4 separate regions of the Homo sapiens genome follow, and all the other regions are linked to region 1. The links are chromatin loops, found by intact Hi-C in ENCODE. Cell type or tissue: IMR-90. All regions are shown on one strand.

Region 1 (5,000 bases):
TTACTGAAAGGCTCTTCGTTTGATCTCCGTCTTGCCAAATCCAATGGCCAGTTTTGTTCTTATCTGATTTCTTCGATAGCGTTGACACTCCCTCCCTCTTGAAACCCCCTCTCCCTTAGTTTTGGTTCCTTCTGCCTTGCTGTCCCCTCTCAGTCTTCTTTGCTAGCTCCATCTACTTTTATGACCCCTCTTCAGCCTCCTTTTCTTCATTATCTACCCTTTCTGCTTAGGTGATCTCAACCAGTCTTATGGCTATAACTATTACCTATATGCAGAGGATTTCCAAAGATCAATTTCTAGTCCCAGCCTCTCCTTTGAGCACCAGACTCCTATATCCACCCAACTTCTACACATGTCCTATTGAACATCTAATACGCAAATCAAACGGAACTTGTGATTTCTCACCTCTGCCCTCGCCCCCAAATCGGTTTCCACCCAGGCTTCTCTGTTTCTATCTGTTACTTTCTGTCTGTTATTGGAATTTCTGTTCACCCAATTGTTCAGACCAAAAACAAGTCCTAATTGGTTCTATCCCATCCCCAAATTTCTAATCTGTCAACAAGCCCTGTTGGCTTGCTGTCTGAAATATATTCTGAATTCCACCACTTCTCCCCACCTGTGCCTTTTCCACAACTACCCTAATCCAAGACAGCCACCTCTTGCTTGGATTCCTGCTGTAGTTTTCAAACTGGTTTTCTCTTGCCTATATACCTCCCACCCTGGACCTTAGTCTTAGTCTTCACCATAACTTTCAAAAGATCACTCAGCACTCAGAGTGATCTTTTAAAAATGCATTTGGGAACATGTCAGCACCAGCTCAAAACTCTCCAGTGAGTTTCCATTAAAGTTAGAATGGAATCCAAGTTCCTCATCATAGGACATGTCATCTGGCCCCTGCCTACTTCTAATTCATCTCCCCCTGCTCTCCTCCTTTCCCATTAAGCATCAGCTGTCTCCCTGGCCTTCTTGCAGTTCCTTCAATGGGTCAAAGTTTTTCCAGCCTCCAGACTTTTCCATCTGCAGTTCACACTTCCTGGGACACTGTCAACATATGGCTTCTCCATAGTTGTTCAGGTGCCTGCTCAACTGCCATCACCAGCCTCCACGCTAGTACTCTGTATCTACTTACCCTGCTTCAATTTCTTCATAGAGCTTCATATTAATAAAAAATATTAATTATTAGTTTTTAGAGATAGGGTCTCACTCTGTCACCCAGGCTGGAGTGCAGTGGTGCAATCATAACTCACTGCAGCCTTGAGCCCCTGGGCTGTAGCAATCCTTCTGCCTCAGCCTGCTGAGTAGCTGGGACTATAGGCGCTCACCACCATGCCTGGCTAATTACAAAAGGGATTTTTTTGTTTTTATTTTTTGTAGAGATGAGGGTCTCCCTATGTTGCCTAGGCTGGTCTTGAACTTCTGGCCTCAAGTGATCCTCCCATCTCACCTCCCAAAGTGCTGAGATTATAGGCATGAGTCTCTGTGCCCAGCCTAGAGCTTGTTTTCTAAAAACTTATTTTTTTTTTATTTTCTTTCTCTCCCACTAAAATAGGAGCTTCCTGAAGACAGTGATTTTTGTCTGTATGTTTTACATTCAACCCTCAGTGGGTAAGAATGGTACTGATAGATAGCATAACAGCCCAAAATTTTAAAATAACAGCCAGTGGGTGGTATTGGTGTTGAGGAGATGTCTGGTTAGGCAATGAATTCTGGCTACCAGAAAGAATTCCCCACATTTTGGGCTGGAGAGACAAGTGGTGTTCAGTCTGGGCATTTCTTTCTGTGGTGACTTATTAAAATGAATAGCGACTCCATCTCCATTTCCTACTCTGTGGTCTTTCTCATATTTGGATGCTGTGCTTTTCTGGTTTGAAGGACCGTTGCATATTTTTTTGAGTAAAGGGGAGGGGGTTTCATCTTGATGAGACACTTACTCCTTGTTTGGTAGGCTGAATAGAGCTTTAGTGGCTCAAGTTCCCTCTCTCTGTGCTCATGGCCACCAGGGGACATTGTTGAGCTGTTTAATGTTCATTGAGATGCCTATTTTCCAACTCTACCCACTTTAAAGGACTCGTAATTTTAAAGAAGCATAAAAAAATCAAGTTGCTTTGATCTTATGAAAGAGTTAAAAAAAAAAAAAAACCAACCCCTTTCTTTTATAAAAGGAGGAAAAAAGAGAAGCTTATGTGTTGATGTGCAGAGATACTCGTGGTTTCCTAAGAAGTGTGTGGCCTTATTTCGGTAAAATCATGAACTTTTGAATTTTGGCAGATGTGTTAGGCTAAGGATTTGGGTCTGGACAATGTAGCTGCTCATTTCCCAGAAGGAAAGAGAGTGGAATTTCCCTTCTGAGTGTCTTACGTTAAATCTTACTGATGGGAACAGGATGAAAACAAGTGCTTTAAATACATCGCTGACCTCAGAGGACAGTGAAGGTTCTAGGAATGTTGAGGGACAGAGGCAAGTGTTTCGGTGAATGCAGGAAAGCAGGGGCTGGCGAGGGGGTGGGTGAGATGGAGCTGTGGCCTCACGGTGTTTCTGACTCTTGGCTGATAGGCTGCAGACGGCACATTGAACTGAATTCTTCAGGATAGCCCCACGGCACGCATCCCCTTTAGGACAGGGTGAGGAACAAACTTTCATCCTTGATGCAGGCCCCAAAGAGTCAGAAGAGCATCCACATGTTGAGTGTGCTATTTTCTTTTTCTTTTTTTTTGTTTTGAGACAGAATTTCGCTCTGTCACCCAGGCTGGAGTGCAGTGGCGTGATCTGAGCTCACTGCAACCTCCACCTCCTGAGTTCAAGTGATTCTTATGTCTCAGCCTCCCAAGTAGCTGGGATTACAGGTGTGTGCCACCACGCTTGGCTAATTTTATATGTTTAGTAGAGATGGGGTTTCACCATGTTGGCCAGGCTGATCTTGAACTCCTGGCCTTAAGTGATCCGCCCACTTCGGCCTCCCAAAGTGCTGGGATCACAGGTGTGAGCCACTGCACTGGCCTCCTTCCCTTCCTTTCCCTTTCCCTTTCTTTTTTTGAGACAGTCTTGCTCTGTTGCCCAGGCTTGCTCTGTTGCTTACGCAGTGGTGTGATCTCGACTCACTGCAACCTCTGCCTCCCAGGTTCAAGCGATTCTCATGCCCCGACCTCCCAAGTAGCGGGAATTACAGGCACACATCACCAGCCCCGTCTAATTTTAAAAATATATTTTTAGTAGAGATGAGGTTTTGCCATGTTGTCCAGGCTGGTCTCAAACTCCTGACCTCAAGTGATCTGCCTGCCCTTAGCCTCTCAAAGTGCTGGGATTACAGGCATGAGCCACTGTCCAGCTGAGTATGCTATTTTCTTGCTAAGTCTAAAAGCTTTGTAGGCAACATTTTCTTATATAGAGAGAGAAAGAGGAAACCAGAGAGAGGAGGATGGGGGTGGGTGGGGGCGGGGTGGGGAAGAGAGAGAAAGAGAGAGAGAGAGAGTGAGCGTGAGAAAGCCAATACATACGTAAATGTGGAGATAAACCAGACCACTTGTCTTACACAACATGGTGATCATTTGAGATGGAATGTTTATTATGGAACCAAGCATGCTGGAGGAGCAAAGGGAAGAAAAGATGAAAAGGAAATTATTTATTCCCATGTCTTCAGTACCAAGGCTGGCAACTTCTTCAAGAAATTTCCCATCTCTCATTGTATTCATAACAAGAAAAAGGAAAGTACTTTTTCAGACGGTTAGGAAAACAACAGAAAACACAGGAGTGTCCCAGGCATTTATCAGATTGTCACTTTATCAGAGAGGTCCAGCCAGGACTGCCCTGATCCTCCCTGCCCCTGCCTCTGACACCGCCCTCCACAATGGGATGTCCTCAGGGAAGACTGTGCAGGACTAGGTCTCTTGGTTTCTTTTACCGAGGCTTCTCTTTCATGGTTGGTTACCCACAAACCATCCAAGGATGCTGTACCCCTGTGTCCTCAGTGAGAAACCCATCTCCCCTGGCTGGTTCCAAGGTACCACACTTATCCCTGGGGGCCCCCCTGGCTCCAAGGGGGCTGAAGCTGTACCACAGGTCAGCAGAGGGACTGGCCTTCATGCCAGCTGTTTTCCTTTCCAAGTCTTCCGTGGACACAGGCTCTTTTGATATCTGGAGCCCTAACATTAGGTCACGCTAGGAGAGGCATGTTTGCCCTTCCATGCTTCCACAGTCCACGTATTTCTCTCATTCCCAGAAATCTCCCAACTGCTTTCTAGCTTCAAAACAAACCCCAAGCCCCCAAGTAAATGGCTGTGTGGGGATGGGTGTCTCCCAGACCCTCTTGCTACCAGCATCTGAATCTCAGCCAAAGTTAGCTTTTATAAAACGTGCATGAGAAGGTATTCTTAGATCAGAAGCCTGGAAACTAGGGTTTCTGTGTGTGTTGGGAGAGGGGGAGGGGCTTGCTGAGCTGTAACAATTTAATTTAGCAAATATTTATTTATTTACTTGTATTTGTTAAAAATGAGATGGGTTGGCCAGGCACGGTGGCTCATGCCTGTAATCCCATCCCAGCACTTTTGGAAGCTGAGGTGGGTGAGTTCGAGACCAGCCTGGCCAACATGGTGAAACCCAGTCTCTACTAAAAATACAAAAATTAGCTGGGTGTGGTGTGGGTGCTTGTAATCCCACCTACCTGGGAGGCTGAGGCAGGAGAATCTCCTGAACCCGGGAGGCAGAGTTGCAGTGAGCTGAGATTGTGCCACTGCAGTCCAGCCTAGACAACAGAGTGAGACTCCGTCTCAAAAAAAAAAACAAAAAAAAAAAAAAAAGAGAAAGAAAGAAATAAAAAAGAATAAAAATAAATAAATAATAAAAGGAGATGTCTTGAGAAGTCACTAGCAAATATTTTTCGATTGGTTATGTACAAAGACCTGTGCTGCCTACTGAGGATGTACATGTGAAAAGAAATTGGTTTCTTCTCCTTGGGAGGTGAAGTCTCATAACTTTATTGATGGAGAAGATATATCTAGCTGATG
Region 2 (5,000 bases), 110 kb after region 1:
GGGCGCAGTTGCTCACGCCTGTAATCCCAACACTTTGGGAGGCCGAGGCAGGCAGATAACCTGAGGTCAGAAGTTCGAGACCAGCCTGGCCAACATGGTGAAACCCTGTCTCTACCCAAAATATTTTTTAAAAAAATTAGCCAGGCCTGGTGGTGGGTGCCTGTAATCCCACCTACTTGGGAGGCTGAGGCAGGAGAACTGCTTGAACCCAGGAGACAGAGGTTACAGTGAGCTGATACAGTACCACTGCACTCCAGCCTAGGTGACAGAGTGAGACTCCGTCTCAAAAAAAAAAAAAAAGATACCCACCTAGTGTTAATAATGGTATCAAACAAGAATGCTCTCTGCTTTGAGCAAAACCAAAGGAGTGATACCTATGACCAGCTCTAGGGAAATCTAATATCTACTTAGTAGTTTGTTCTAGGGGAAAGAACTGGGACTGGGAGGTCTTTATTGCAGAAGGTAGAGAAAAGTAATCAGGCATTTTTTTTCACTAACGTGTTGAGCCCTTATTATATGCAGTCATTATGTTAAGTGATTTTCATTTATTATTTCATTTAATTGGGAAACAGTGCTTTGGGAGGTTGAGGCTGGAGGATCACTTGAGCCCAGGAGTTCAAGACCAGACTGGGCAACATAGTGAGACCCCATCTCTACCAAAATTTTTTAAAAATTAGTCGGGCATGGTGGCATGTGCCTGTAGTCCTAGCTACTCTGGAGGCTGAGGTAGGAGGATTACTTGAGCCCAGGGGGTCAAGGCTGCAGTCAGCCATGGTCGTGCCATTGCATTCCAGCCTGGGTGACAGAGCAAGACCCTGTCTCAAAAAACAAACAAACAAACAAACAAAATAAAATAAAGATTAAAAAGTAAAAGGGCAGCTGAATCTGAAAGAGTTTAACGAAGTTGGTCAAACCTCTCAGCCGACACAGAAGCAGCCAGGATTTGGACCCGTGTAGTCTGGCTTAAGGCTAATGCTCTCTTAACCTACATCTTGTGTAAGAAGGGCTGGCATCAAGTTTTACTGCAGCTACTTGCTAGATAAATGACCTTGGGCAAATCCCTCCCTATCCATAGGCCTAACTTCCCTCTTTGGTAGAGAGAGGGGCTTCACCTAGATACCCTCTGAGGACCTCTTGGCAGGCCTGGCCCTATTCCATCATTTTGGCAAATGGTCTGGGTAGAGGAGTCCAACAGATGGGGCTTTGGTTCCAGCACAAGATTTGCCTTAGCTTTGAAGAGGCAGCTGTGTCCTGGAAGATAGGCACTGTCACCAGGAAAGAGATGATGTCTTCTCTGCAGGATCTGCTGGGGGAGGGAGGGGGACTCACTCATAGCCAGGCTGTGTTGCAAGACCTTGGGGAGCTCCCTACCTCCCCTTCCTTCTGAGCCTTACTCTTGCCTTTATTCTTGGCTCCACTGCCATTTTCTCAGCTCCACTGCCATTTTCTCAGCTCTGTGTTGCCCATCAGTGGTGATAAGTGATGCCAAGATCAAGCTGCTGGCAGTTTTTTTGTTTGTTTGTTTGAGATGGAGTATTGCCAGTTGCCCAGGCTGGAGTGCAGTGGCACGATCCTGGCTCACTGCAACCTCTGCCTCCTGGGTCCAAGTGATTCTCCTGCCTCAGCCTCCCAGTAGCTGGGGCTACAGGCATGAGCCACCACACCCAGCTATTTTTTGTATTTTTAGTAGAGATGGGGTTTCATCATGTTGGCCAGGCTGGTCTTGAACTCCTGACCCCAAGTGATCCACCCACCCCGGCCTCCCAAAGTGCTGGGATTTCAGGCTTGAGCTACCACATCCAGCTGCTGCTGGCAGTTTAAAAAATGTTTTGGTAGAGATGGGGTCTCACTATGTCGCCCAGTCTGGCAGTCCAAGATCAAGGTGTTCCCGCCACCACCACCCCTGCACACCAGCCTGTGCCTGTTCAAGCTGAACTTCATTCTTCTCCATGGACACACCAGCCTTATCACACCTCTGCACGTTTCATACACATGACAGTCTCCTCTGCCTGCAATGACACCCACCCCTTTCTTCATATCTTTAAGTTTTTTGTTTGTTGTTTTGAGACGAGTCTCGCTCTGTCACCCAGGCGGGAGTGCGGTGGTGCGATCTCGGTTCACTACAACCTCTGCCTCCCGGGTTCAAGCAATTCTCCTGGCTCAACCAACTGAGTAGCTGGGATTACAGGTGCGCACAACCATGCTGGCTAATTTTCTTTCTTTCTTTTTTTTTTTTTTGAGACAGAGTCTTGTTCTGTCACCAGGCTGGAGTGCAGTGGCGCGATCTCGGCTCACCTCAACCTTTGACTCCCTGGTTCAAGCTATTCTCCTGCCTCAGCCTCCTGAGTAGCTGGGATTACAGGCACGTGCCACCACACCCAGCTAATTTTTGTATTTTTAGTAGAGACGGGGTTTCACCATTGTTGGCCAGGATGGTCTCAAACTCCTGACCTCAAGTGATCCGCCCCCCTCCACCTCCCAAAGTGCTGGGATTACAGCGTGAGCCACCACGCCCGGCCACCTTTAAGTTGTTTATACTTCTCCGGGTCTGGCTTAGAAGTCCCTCCTCCTTGAGGTCTGTCTTTAAATTAGAAGTGCCCTCTGTCCCCCTCTGACCACCCATTGCATTTTATCAATCCCTTTCTTTGAGCAGGCACTACTTCTTTTTCTCCTAGTGGTTAAATAATCATCTCTCAACTGGACTGTGAACCACAAGGCAGGATTCCTGTCACATGAAGCATCTTGGATTTCCCCATGGCACCTAGAACATATTAATGAGTAACAAAGAGTGTGTACCTAAGTTCAGAGCATGAGTAAGAAACTGAGTGACCTCAGTTGCTGAGACTCTGAGGCATGAAACTTAAGAATGGAACACAGAGATGGAAGAGAACAGAACCCTTCAAGGGAATATTTATGGTGGATGGAAATCAATCACCTTAGGCCAGAGATACAGAGGGCATATAGTAAGGCTAAAAGGAAGAACAACACAAGTACTGTCCTGGTGGACAAGAAATGCAGTCTTGGCCAGGCGCGGTGGCTCATGCCTGTAATCCCAGCACTTTGGGAGGCCGAGGTGGGCGGATCATGAGGTCAGGAGTTCGAGACCAGCCTCGCCAACATAGTGAAACTCCGTCTCTGCTAAAAATACAAAAAGTAGCCGGGCATGATGGTGCATGCCTCTAATCCCAGCTACTCGGGAGGCTGGGGCAGGAGAATAGATTGAACCTGCAAGGCAGAGGTTGTGGTGAGCCGAGATCACGCCACTACACTCCTAGCTGGAGGGAAGTAAAGAATGATATGGAAGTACATAAACAGTCCACACTCCACTGAAATTTTCATACACATAAAACCAGAGCCTGTGGCAAACTCCTCGCTTTGCTTTGCCGACAGCTTTATGGTGGTTGTGAGAGGAAAGGTAGAGAAGCAATACTGATCAAAAAAGGAAGTTAAATGCATAAGAATCATAAGAGAAAGAAACTATGGCTTGAGGTACTGAGGGGTTAATTTCTTTATGGGGATTAGGAAACAAAAATGCACTTTTGCTGTAATAAGGTGGGTTTTTTTCCTCTGAAAACAACACTAATGTATTTTTATTTATTTATTTATTTTTGAGAGGGAGTTTCACTCTTGCTGCCCAAGTTGGAGTGCAATGGCACAATCTCGGCTCACTGCAACCTCCACCTCCCAAGTTCAAGCAATTCTCCTGCCTCAGTTACCCAAGTAGCTGGGATTGCAGGCATGTGCCACCACGCCCTGCTAATTTTGTAATTTTGGTAGAGATGGGGTTTCACCATGTTAGTCAGGCTGGTCTCGAATTCCTGACCTCAGGTGATCCACCCGCCTCAGCCTCCCAAAGTGCTGGGATTACAGGCGTGAGCCACCGCACCCAGCAGAAACACTAATTTTGAGCTAGAAAACGTGGTGGATCTTAGAATTGGGATACGATGGGACTTCTGCTCTCAGGGGCTAGGACACTGAGATGGTAGGGAAAGGGAGTTACAGGTAAAATGTGTGACTATGTTTAGAAATATCTCCGCATGTAGCACTCTAGCCCTATACGAAGACACCTTGGGAAGAGGCTGTGTCCATGTGTCACCTACAGATAGAGCTGTGTGGCAGAAATTTCCCACACTAGATGTGGCTGCAGCTGAGCACAACACTATAGAGGAGAAGCATTATCTTCTCCTCTGCCACTGGGTGTGTCTTGACAGCCAAAGCACTTTCTTCCATAGTCAAGGTCCTCTGGATCTCCAGCACACCATATGTTGGTGAAAGTGGTATCTGGGTGACCATCATGTGGACTCGGAAAGCACAGACCTGCTGACACAGCAAGCATTAGGTTCTCCAGCTTCTAGAGTGGAAGACAGCAAGGGAGAAGGAGATCAGGAATGGGTTTGTGTATGAGTTTTCTACTGCTGCTGTATCAAATCACCACAAACTTGGTAGCTTAACAATACAAATGTGTGATCTACAATTCTGGAGGTCAGAAGTCTAAAATGGGCCTCACTAGGTTAAAATCAAGGAGTCAACAGGACTGCCTTCCTTCTGTTTTTTGTTTATTTGGTTTTTTTGTTTTTGTTTTTGTTTTTTTTTTTGAGATGGAGTCTCGCACTGTCGCCCAGGCTGGAGTGCAATAGTGCAATCTCCACTCACTGCAAACTCTGCCTCCCAGGTTCAAGCGATTCTCCTGCCTCGGCCTCCTGAGTAGCTGTTATTACAGGCACCCGCTATCATACCTGGCTAATTTTTTATATTTTCAGTCAAGACAGGGTTTCACCATGTTGACCAGGCTTGGTCTTGAACTCCTGACTTCATGATCCACCCATCTCGGCCTCCCAGAGTGCTGGGATTACAGGCGTGAGCCACCGCGCCCGGCTTGTTTTGTTTTGTTTTTTGAGACAGGGTGTCACTCTGTTGCCCAGACTGGGGTGCAGTGGTACGATCACTGCTCACGGCAGCCTCCATCTCTCTGGGCTCAGGTTATTCTCATGCCTCAGCCT
Region 3 (5,000 bases), 62 kb after region 1:
CTGACCTTTTTCAGTATCCTACTTGTGGGGGCCACAGCCCTGGTGGTCTCATAACCATACCCAGTCCTTCCCTCCTACCTGCCAAGCTTTCTGCTCAGTTCTTGTCTTTTGACTGAAGAGTACAAAATTATTCTCCTTTATTTTATTCTTTATGGATTTAGTTTTTATATATGTCATGGTAAGAACGGTTGATATGGTGAGAATATATTCTCTTCCCAATTATTCCAGCACAATAGCACCAATGTTTATTATATTGAATGGAAGTTTTCTTCCTGGGAAATCTGTGATGGCTTTTAAAGAAGTCTTATATTGGTCAGGCGCGGTGGCTCCTGCCTGCAATCCCAGCACTTTGGGAGGCCGAGGTGGGTGGATCACTGGAGGTTAGGAGTTTGAGACCAACCTGGCCAATGTGGCGAAACCCTATCTCCACTAAAAATACAAAAATTAGCCGGATGTGATGGCAGGCACCTGTAATCCCAGCTAGTCGGGAGGCTGAGGCGGGAGAATCGCTTGAACCCAGAAGGCAGAGGTTTCAGTGAGCCGAGATCACGCCACTGCACTCCAGTCTGGGCAACAGAGTGAAGCTCTGTCTCAAAAAACAAACAAACAAACAAAACAAAACAAACAGAAAAACCCTTATATTGAGTATTAGGATCTGTTTCTGGGCTAATTTGTCTCTCCTATTAATCTCTGCCAAATCCTGTGTGTTCAACTTTGATTTTATTCTTATAGTTTTATGATATTGTATGAAACTATATCCCATAGTTCTATAATTTTATAATTTTAATAGAGAGCAGAGCTAGTTTTCCCTGTTGGGCTTTTAGTTTTCAAAATTGTTTAGCTATTTGAAGCAGAATTCAGACTGACTCCTTCTATACCATCCAAATCCCTCTCCTCTTCCTCACTAGGGGCTGAAGAAGCTGAACACTCAAGTTCCCAATCTCCTTTGTTGCTCTGGGCAGACAGAAAGTACAGTTCCAGTTAATTAAGCAGAAGTGAGGTCTACTAGGGGAGTTTCTGGGAAAGTTTTTACTTCGCTGATACCGTGAACAACTGTGGCTGTTCCTTCTTTTTCCCCCTCTTTCTGTCTTGAAAGCAGATGTATGCTAACCATCTTGAACTTAAGAACCATTTTGTCAAGTTAAAAAAAAAAGTGAAGGCCGGGTATGGTGGCTCATACCTGTAATCCTAGTGCTTTGGAAGGCCAAGGTGGAAGGATTGCTGGAGCCCAGGAGCTGCAGGCTGGAGTGAGTTATGACTGCACCATTGCACTCCAGCCTGGGTGACAGAGCAAGATCCTGTCTCTAAAAAAAAAAAAAAAAAGAAATTAAGTCAGTTAAGCCAGGCGGCTTTGTACAGCTCTGTGGAATGACAGAACTTATAAAATGTCCTTTCTCTAGAGCTGTGGGGAAAATGAGGCAAATACTGTATGGGCAACCTCCTGAATGTGTTTCATTTATTCATCTATAATAGCAGGGCTTGGATAAATCTTTCCTATATGCTATGTGTGGGGCTAAGAAATGACCTTATTGTCAAAGGTTGATGAATGCACAGATACAGGGTAAGAAGCCAATCTGGAATGATGGTTTCCATTTTCCACTTGAGAGTTTAAGCCTGGGCAGCAGATACCTGCTCTGTGAACTCTTTACATGAGCAACTTCCCAGCACAAATTGTTCTCATTTCCCAGGCTCACATGTCCACCAGTCCCTACTTTCTGAGGATGACTTTTTCTGTCTCAGATTCCCTTGTGTAGGGAACATTCTCTTCCAGTGAACCTGGCTACCCCACTGGAGCTTGTGGCTGTAGGAGACATGCTTGGAGCCAGTTGTTACTACAGGGGCCTGAGATAAGCCAAGGGTACCAGATGACTGTGAATTACAGGCACTGTTGAGTGTGTGCTTTGAGACCAGAAAGAGGAAAGCTTTTTACTCAAAGCAGAAGTAAAACAGGCTTTTGTGGGGGAAGTGGAAATTAGCTGGTAGGAGTTCTTTGTACCACACATATAAAAATAGGAGTGCTCCTGGAGAGGAGTGCAGCTGGCAGGGACCTGTGGTTGGTCAAAGTGATCAGCAACGTTGCTTGCAAGCCAAAACCATGAGTCACCTTCAGTGGAGCCTGGTGTCCTGAATCCAACACTTTCCTTCTTTGTCCCCATAACTGTGACCTCCCTTCAGAGGTTTTCTGAGGAAACTCAAGACCTGTACCCATTGAAATATGGAGGGACAGCCTGACCTCTTAAGCTTAGAATGTTGAGGCCTGAGCTTGCTCTGGGGCTAGAAAGCTCTGATCCTAGGCCGGATAATTTACTGAGTTATTTGTCTTTGTTTTCTTTGTACATTACTCAGCCTTCAGGGCAGGTAGCCAGGACTTTGAGCTTTCAGGGCCCAAAGAAGAAGCCTGCACATCACTTTCCGTCCTGACTTTTTCCTCCTTCACTCTGAGGGATTTGAGCATGCTGCGCTAGGAGAAGAAGTGGTAGAGTGTTTTTGAGAGACACAGTCCTTAAGATTATTCCCCAAGGGAAGGAAAGGATATGCACAGTTTTTAAAATAATGGGGCTCTGTGGCCCACCCTCCATAGAATCTCAGGAAGATGACAGGGTGTCCGGGAGCCATGACTGCATGTTGAGCCTAGAAAGGTCTTTCTGACTCTGGGTATGGAGGCTCTCAGCTCTGGCAAAGATTTCCAGGGGAACAACAGGGATGTCCAACTTCACTCTATAAGCTTGGCCAGCAGGCAACTTGGTGGAAACCTCGTAGATAAGGGGTTGGCCCATAGGTCAAATCTGGGCCGTCGTCTGTTTTTGTATAACCTATGAGCTTAGAATGGTGACATTTTAAAGTGTTTGGGAAAAAAAATCATATTTTATGACCCATGCAATTATATGAAATTCAAATTTCAGTGTCCATAAATAAAGTCTTCCTGGGATACAGTCAAGTTCATTCATTTTCCTACTGTCTACGGCTGCTTTTAAGCAACAATGGTAGAGTTGAGTGGTTGTGACAGAGAGCTGCTTGGATTGCAAAGCCTAAAATATTGACTATCTGTTCTCTACAGAAAAAGTTTGTGGATCTCTGATGTAAACCAATGACCAGACATACCGCATGAATGTTTGGCTTCACATAAACACTCCTGGCCATTAGCTCTGGGACTGGGCATGGGATTTGGAGGTGGGGAAGAGAAGGCAATCCTCTCAACCTCTGAAATTAAATTTCCCACTAGCTGAGCAGAAAGGAAGCTCAGTGTCATGCCTACCATAATTTAAAGTAAGTAAAGCCATATGAACTTTCTGGAACATTCAGGTTTGTGTTGCAAATTGATTCCTATCATGCTTTATCTCATAAGCCTCCCTGGCAAAGACTTTCTATTAGACAATCATGGCTTTTGTTTTACTGGTTCCATTATGGAAGTAACACCCTTAGGTCTCCTCAATCTCAGCGTGTCCAAATCCTACCATTAGAGCCCAACTTAAACATTCTCCCTCCTCTCTGCCCCTAGTAGTCTTGACCTGCTTTTTCGACTTGCAGGTCCACCTAAGATTTTTCGGCATAAACTTACTTTCAGATATTATGACTGGTTTTCCTCAGAGTCTTGGACAATTTCTCCCAAATTAGAAAGTTTTGATGGGATGTCTCCACCCTCTGAATCTTCCCTGGATTCTGTTGCCCACATCACATTATGGTAATTCATTTACAGGCATACCTCAGAGATATTGTAGTTCAATTCCATACCACTCCAATAAGGCAAATATGGCAATAAAGTGAGCCATACAAGTTTTTGGTTTCTTAGTGCATATAAAGTTATGTTTACAAGGGTGTGGTGTCTCTTATCTGTAATTCTAGCACTTTGGGAGGCCAAGGAGGGAAGATCACTTGAGGTCAGGAGTTCAGAACCAGCCTGACAATATGGTGAGACCCCCTATCTCATGAAAAAGAAAAAAAAAGTGTCATTTTTATGCATTGGCATTTCCTCCAGGTGATGAAATTTTAAAAATTAGCTGGGTGTGGTGGTGCATGCCTCTGGTCCTAGTTACTTGGGAGGCTGAGGCCGGAGGATCGCTTGAGCCCTGGACTTTGAGGCTGCAGTGCGAGACGATTGCACAATTTCCCTCCAGTCTGGGTGACAGAGCAAGACCCTGTCTCTAAAATAAAAAAAAGTTATGAGTTATGTTTACACTATACTGGAGTCTATTAAGTGTGCTATCACATTATGTCTAAAATATGGACTTATCTTAATTTAAAAATACCTTATTGCTAAAAATGCTAATGATCATGTGAGCCTAATGATCATCTGAGCCATTTAGCAAGTCATAATATTTTTGCTGGTGAGGGGGGTCTTGCCTCAATGTTGCTGACTGCTGACCCATCAGGGTGGGGATTGCTAAAGGTTGCGGTGGCTGGGAAAATTTCTTAACTAAGACAACAATGAAGTTTGTTGCATTGGTTGATTCTTCCTTTCATGAAAGATTTCTTGGTAGCGTGCAATGCTGTTTAATAGCATTTTACTAACAGTAGAGCTTCTTTCAAAAATGGAGTCAATCCTTGCAAACCCTGCCAGTACTTCTTCAACTAAGTTTATGTAATATTCTAAATCCTTTGTTATCATTTCAACAGTGTTCACAGAAAATTCACCACATGTCAATTTCATCTCAAGAAACCACTTTCTTTACTCATACATATGAAGCAATTCCTCATTCATTCACGTTTTATCATGAGATTGCAGTAATTCAGTCACATCTTCAGGCGCCACTTCTAATTCTAGTTCTCTTGTTATTTCCACCACATCTGCAGTGACTTCCCCCCACTAATGTATTGAACCCCTCAAAGTCATCCATGAGGGTTAGAATCAGTTTCTTCCAAACTCCTGTTAATATTGATATTTTGACCTCTTCCTATGAATCACAAAAGCTTTTTTTTTTTTCTTAATTGAGACAGAGTTTCACTCCTGTCGCCCAGACTGGAGTGCAATGAAGCAATCTGGGCTCACTGCAACCTCCACC
Region 4 (5,000 bases), 130 kb after region 1:
AACTGGACTTTGAAGGCTCTGAATGCCGCAGAGCTGCACAGAACCTAAATTTGCAATCTGTAGTTAATTTTCCCTGTGTAAAAAGTGAGACGAATATGGGTAGGAACAGAAAAAGGGGGAGGAGCTTGGAAGGTAGGGAAAGGAAACTTCAAGGCCAAAGAGAGAGAGAGAAAGGATACTACTGCCAATAAGAAATCCTTGATGGAAGAACAGATCAAGGATTTTTAGAACAGCCACGTCTAAGGAGCAACTTTTTTTTTTTTTTTTTTTTTTTTTTTTGAGACAGACTCTCACTCTGTCGCCCAGGCTGGAGTGCAGGGGTGCGATCTAGGCTCACTGCAACCTCTGCCTTTGGGTTCAAGCGATTCTCCTGCCTCAGCCTCCCAAGTAGCTGGGATTACAGGCACACACCACAACGCCTGGCTAATTTTTGTATTTTTTTTTTTCAGTAGAGATGGCATTTCACCATGTTGTCCAGTCTGGTCTCGAGCTGTGGGCTTTAAGCCACACGCCCGCCGGCCTCCCAAAGTGCTGGGATTACGGGTGTGAGCCACCGGCCCCAGCCAGGAGCAACTGTAAAGTTGTTTGTTGTGCACTGTAGAATGGCGTTGCAGCCCCTCCCTCACAATTCATAAACCTCAACAAAGCTTGAAAGCACTTTTACTTCCCCACTTTCTTCTTTCACACCCCTACTCCTGTGTTTTGAGATAATTTAAAATTTTAGCCAAGGCTATTAAATTTTCCTCCATAATAAGTCTCATCTGATTTAAAATTCTCATTATTCCATGTCACGTTAGCATCTATTTAGAGTATGACAATTACAAGGTTCATTATTCACCATTGTCTTCTTGTATTCTTTGTCTTTCCCTGTTGCTGAATTTTTTTTAAAAAACGATTGTTTTAGGCTGGGCACAGTAACTCACGCCTGTAATCCCAGCACCTTGGGAGGCCAAGGCGGGCGGATCACCTGAGGTCAGAAGATCAAAACCAGCCTGGCCAACATGGCGAAAACCTGTCTCTACTAAAAATACAAAAATGAGCCAGGTGTGGTGGTGTATGCCGGTAATCCCAGCTACTTGGGAGGCTGCGGCAGGAGAATTGCTTGATCTTGGGACGTGTAGGTTTAAGTGAGCCAAGATTGTGCCAGTGCACTCCAGCCTGGGTGACAGAGCAAGACTCCATCTAAAAAAAAAAATTATTATTTTAAATTGACAAATAATAATTGTACATATTCATGGGGTACAAAGTGATGTTTTAATATATATAATTTAAAGTGATCAGATCAGGATAATTAGCATATCCATCCTCTCAAACATTTATCATTTCTTCATGTTGGAAACATTTAATATCCTCCTTCTATTTGAAACTGTGTAATATATTATTGTTAACTATAGGGATCCTATAGAATACTAGAACTATAGGAACTATGAATTCTATAGAACACTAGAACTTATTCCTCTTATCCGGCTATAATTTTGCATCCTTTTTTTTTTTTTTTTTTTTTTTTGAGGTGGAGTTTCGCCCTTGTTGCTGAGGCTGGAGTGCAATGGCACAATTTCGGCTCACTGCAACCTCTGCCTCCCAGGTTCAAGCGATTCTCCTGCCTCAGCCTCCTGAATAGCTGGGATTACAGTCACCCGCCATCATGCTCGGCTAATTTTTTTTTTTTTTGTACTTTTGTAGAGACAGGGTTTCACCATGTTGGCTAGGCTGGTCTAGAACTCCTGACCTCAGGTGATCCGCCTGCCTTGGCCTCCCAAAGTGCTGGGATTACAGGCGTGAGCCACTGCACCTGGCCTCCTTGCATCCTTATTTTCTTAAGTACTTCCTTGACTAATTTCCTCAGGTTGAGTACATGGGTAGTATACTTTCTGAGGTCCTACAAGCCCCTAAATACCTTATTTTTGCCCTTATATAATAAGATTTTGGCTGGTTATAAGATTTTCCTATCACAATCCCCCCAGTAACCTTCAGTATTGCCGATAGTCCAGCGATGGTCTAACTCCCTTTCTTTTGTCAATAACTTGTTCTTTCTGGCTGATGACCGTTAAATTTATCCTTCGGGTTAAAAAATTTAACCCTATTTAATTTTTCCCCATTTTCTTCTTTTAGGACACTTCTTTGTCTGCAAATATGTCTTCTCATTCTACCCACCTGGGACTAGGAAGTCATTTAAATCTAAAGAAGCAAGTCTTTGGTTTTCTTCTGTCTCTTCCTTTTTCCTTCTGGAAATTTATTAGACAATTTAAGTCTCCACCTAAACGGTCCTCTCTGTCTTGTATCTGCGTATTTCTCTTAGTATTTAGTATATTTTGTTTTGTTTTGCTCTGGGTTATAGGGATCCCACTAAACGCTATTTTGATTTTCAGAAGTAATCATTCTCTTTAATTTCTACATTGAATTTCTAAATTTAGAAATCATACTTTTCAGTACCATAATTTCATTTTTTTATGCTCTAATTGTATCTTCTTAAATGTCCTCATTATGTTTCTCCTCCTCATTAGGTTTTAACTAAAGTTTACTTCTCTTTCTCTTATTAATTCTGCCTCTATGTTAGCCATATTTTCTGGTCATGCAATTTGGTCTATCTCCGGGAAATTGCATGTTTCCTTTGCAAGTCAGCTGTTGGAATTCTTCAAGCCGTAGTGAACTGACTGCCACTGGATGGGCCAGCAGTAATGAGACAGGCAGCTGGGACTTTCTGTTGAGGTTTTTGGGGGCGTGGTATCTGTTCTCAGATGCAAGAAGTGAAACCTTTTTTTCTAGTGCCACTGAAATCAATGGAATTGATCAGTTTCTCCCAGATGATGGTCATAGCAAGGCATTAGGGCAGCCAGATTTGGATCCTCATCTCTAGATACCAAACTATGAGCTCTGAGCTGTGTCTGGACTCTTCATTTGGTGACTGAATTGTCCTAGCTGGGAGGGACTGAAAATCAAAAGTGATCAGCCAATACAGGTTGTCATTTTCCCTGAATTTCCCAAGGATAGGCAAATACAGCACTGTTGGCCCAAATCAGTGGGACTCTGCAGGACAGTGTTTCCTAGCTCCACTCGGCAGCTTTGGCTCAGTCTCAGTAGTCACAGCAATGGTACTCCTCCATTCATTTTTTGCCCCTTGGGCTAATCCATGAAAATAAAGTAAAAATTTTAAGTTCCAGCCACCCTAGTGACAAAATTCAAAATCCCAGTTTTTAGGAGAAAAATTATGAAAAGAAAACCTTTTGTTAACTTTTCAACAAGTTTTCCTCTGCCTTACTTTCTCTATCTGGTACTAGACCTCTTACTTGTGAGTCAACATCTGCTGTTCCATGTGGCCTGGCTTGTAGAGTCCTGTGTGTTGTAACCTCTGGTGATTACAGGTCTATTGCGCTTTGCTTAGAGATCAACAGAGTGACATCCTAGGGTCTGAGCCTCAACCCTCCAGGCCGCAAGCCTCCCACTTCCACTCCACCAACCTTGACTTGTGGAACATGCATCCTCCTGGGGATAAACCTCTACCAAGATGTTCTTGTAAGAGTGGCTGCAAGTGCCTGCATCAGAACCTCAGGAAAGCTGATAAAGTTGAAGAGTCCTTGCTTTCCTCACTTGGGAGGGGGTGCTGCTGCTGGCATTTAAGATGATTCTGATTCATGCTACAGTCTGACAACCTACAAAGCTGCATGGAAGAAAACTCTCTTCCACATGGCCTGGAGAGACCTAAGCATCCACGTGCTCACTGCTCTCAGTGCTCAGAGAAGAGAACACCTGGGAAATTGTCTTTGAATTATATAGAACAAGTTGTCCACTAAATGAATAACATCTGGAAGCATTCCAACCTGGTAAAGCCCCTTGAGTGTTGCCTATGATGTGGGTGCATCTGATTCCAGGTCATATGTGCAATGCTCTGCTGCAGACACTTTAGCTTTCAGATTTTGTGGAATATTGTTACAGGAACACAGGTCTATGCAATGAGGTCTTGTAGCTGCTTCCTAAGCTTTGCACATCAATCCATCAGCTCTAACATTCTGGACAATATTATTGCTGGCTACAATAGTACTATTTATAATAGTTCAAATGAATCAGATTGATTTTCTCCTTGAACACTAGAATATTTACTCTGAATCATCAAGGGCAAAAGGTCAATTCCCCTCAAAAAGATCATGCAACCCTCTCTATCAGAGGATAAACAATTCTTCAAGTATTGAGGAAAGAAAAATGACTTTGGGCCAGGCATGGTGGCTCACACCTATAATCCCAGCACTTTGGGAGGCCGAGGAGGGAGACCTCACTTGAGGTCAGGAGTTCGAGACCAGCCTCGGTAATATGGTGAAACCCCATCTCTACTAAAAACACAAAAATTAGCTGGGCATGGTGGCAGGAGCCTGTAATCCCAGCTATTTGGGAGGCTGAGGCAGTAGAATCACTTGAACCCGGGAGGTGGAGGTTGCAGTGAGCCACGATTGCACTATTGCACTCCAGCCTGGGTGACAGAGCGAGACTCCATCTCAAAAAAAAAAAAGAAAAGAAAAAAAAAAGAAAAGTGACTTTGTCCATTGGGTAGCCAAGCTTTCATTTTGCTCAGTGACGGAGTCTAGTACTTAAGATCCATATCATAGCAACACAAAACTTCTATTGAGGATGTAGCTTTTCATATGCATCATTCCCTTCACTTCTCACATTGGTGTCCACTGAGGCGTAGAGACACGGTACAGGATACAAATGGTGATGCTGGAAAGTGAACCTAAGTCTGTCTGTACAATCTACACACCTCACCACTGTGTGATCAGCTATAGGCTTAATACTAGTGAGACAGGGATGCTTACCTGTATTTGTTCATTAATTTGTTCAATAAAAAGGACTTTGTGTAAGGTTCTACATGTGGTGCTTGGGACACAAAGTCAAGTAATTTATGAACCCTCCCTGCCCTTGCCATTTCCAATCTAATGACAAACACAAAGAACTAAAGGGGCAATTAAAATAATTAGTGTAAGTGCTAGAGCAGAAGAAGGGTGAGGCTG

The links. A loop is a pair of places that touch in the nucleus more often than their neighbours do. Peaks named below come from ENCODE experiments on the same cell type or tissue, not always from the same donor. Only the 100,000 strongest peaks of a DNase experiment are listed, where the experiment ranks them.
Region 2: a loop joins it to region 1, with 6 times the contacts of the local background. A loop is called at or near these places in 17 of 110 quality-filtered maps.
Region 3: a loop joins it to region 1, with 2.9 times the contacts of the local background. A loop is called at or near these places in 20 of 110 quality-filtered maps.
Region 4: a loop joins it to region 1, with 4 times the contacts of the local background. A loop is called at or near these places in 9 of 110 quality-filtered maps.

Annotation. Positions count from the first base shown.
Region 1 is chr9:112,071,934-112,076,933 of GRCh38, reverse strand. The region is part of intron 12 of SUSD1 (sushi domain containing 1); the gene reads left to right. Among named protein-coding and RNA genes, the nearest start is that of LINC02977, 34 kb to the right of the region's middle. RefSeq lists an enhancer at 3,049-3,218. In IMR-90, a CTCF peak has its summit at 1,997 (motif pointing right); DNase peaks (open chromatin) are centred at 2,043, 2,313 and 3,543; H3K27ac peaks cover 3,294 bases.
Region 2 is chr9:111,963,441-111,968,440 of GRCh38, reverse strand. No RefSeq gene overlaps it. Among named protein-coding and RNA genes, the nearest start is that of MIR4668, 34 kb to the right of the region's middle. In IMR-90, a CTCF peak has its summit at 2,708; a DNase peak (open chromatin) is centred at 2,760; H3K27ac peaks cover 697 bases.
Region 3 is chr9:112,009,516-112,014,515 of GRCh38, reverse strand. No RefSeq gene overlaps it. Among named protein-coding and RNA genes, the nearest start is that of LINC02977, 28 kb to the left of the region's middle. RefSeq lists enhancers at 1,556-1,795, 1,836-1,885, 2,126-2,265, 2,376-2,425. In IMR-90, no CTCF peak of the experiment used is centred here; DNase peaks (open chromatin) are centred at 2,065, 2,345 and 3,095; H3K27ac peaks cover 2,131 bases.
Region 4 is chr9:111,943,063-111,948,062 of GRCh38, reverse strand. It overlaps LOC124902250 (a long non-coding RNA gene), which reads left to right. Exons shown (of 2, transcript XR_007061735.1): 2 at 3,363-4,857. Among named protein-coding and RNA genes, the nearest start is that of MIR4668, 13 kb to the right of the region's middle. In IMR-90, no CTCF peak of the experiment used is centred here; DNase peaks (open chromatin) are centred at 2,652 and 3,332.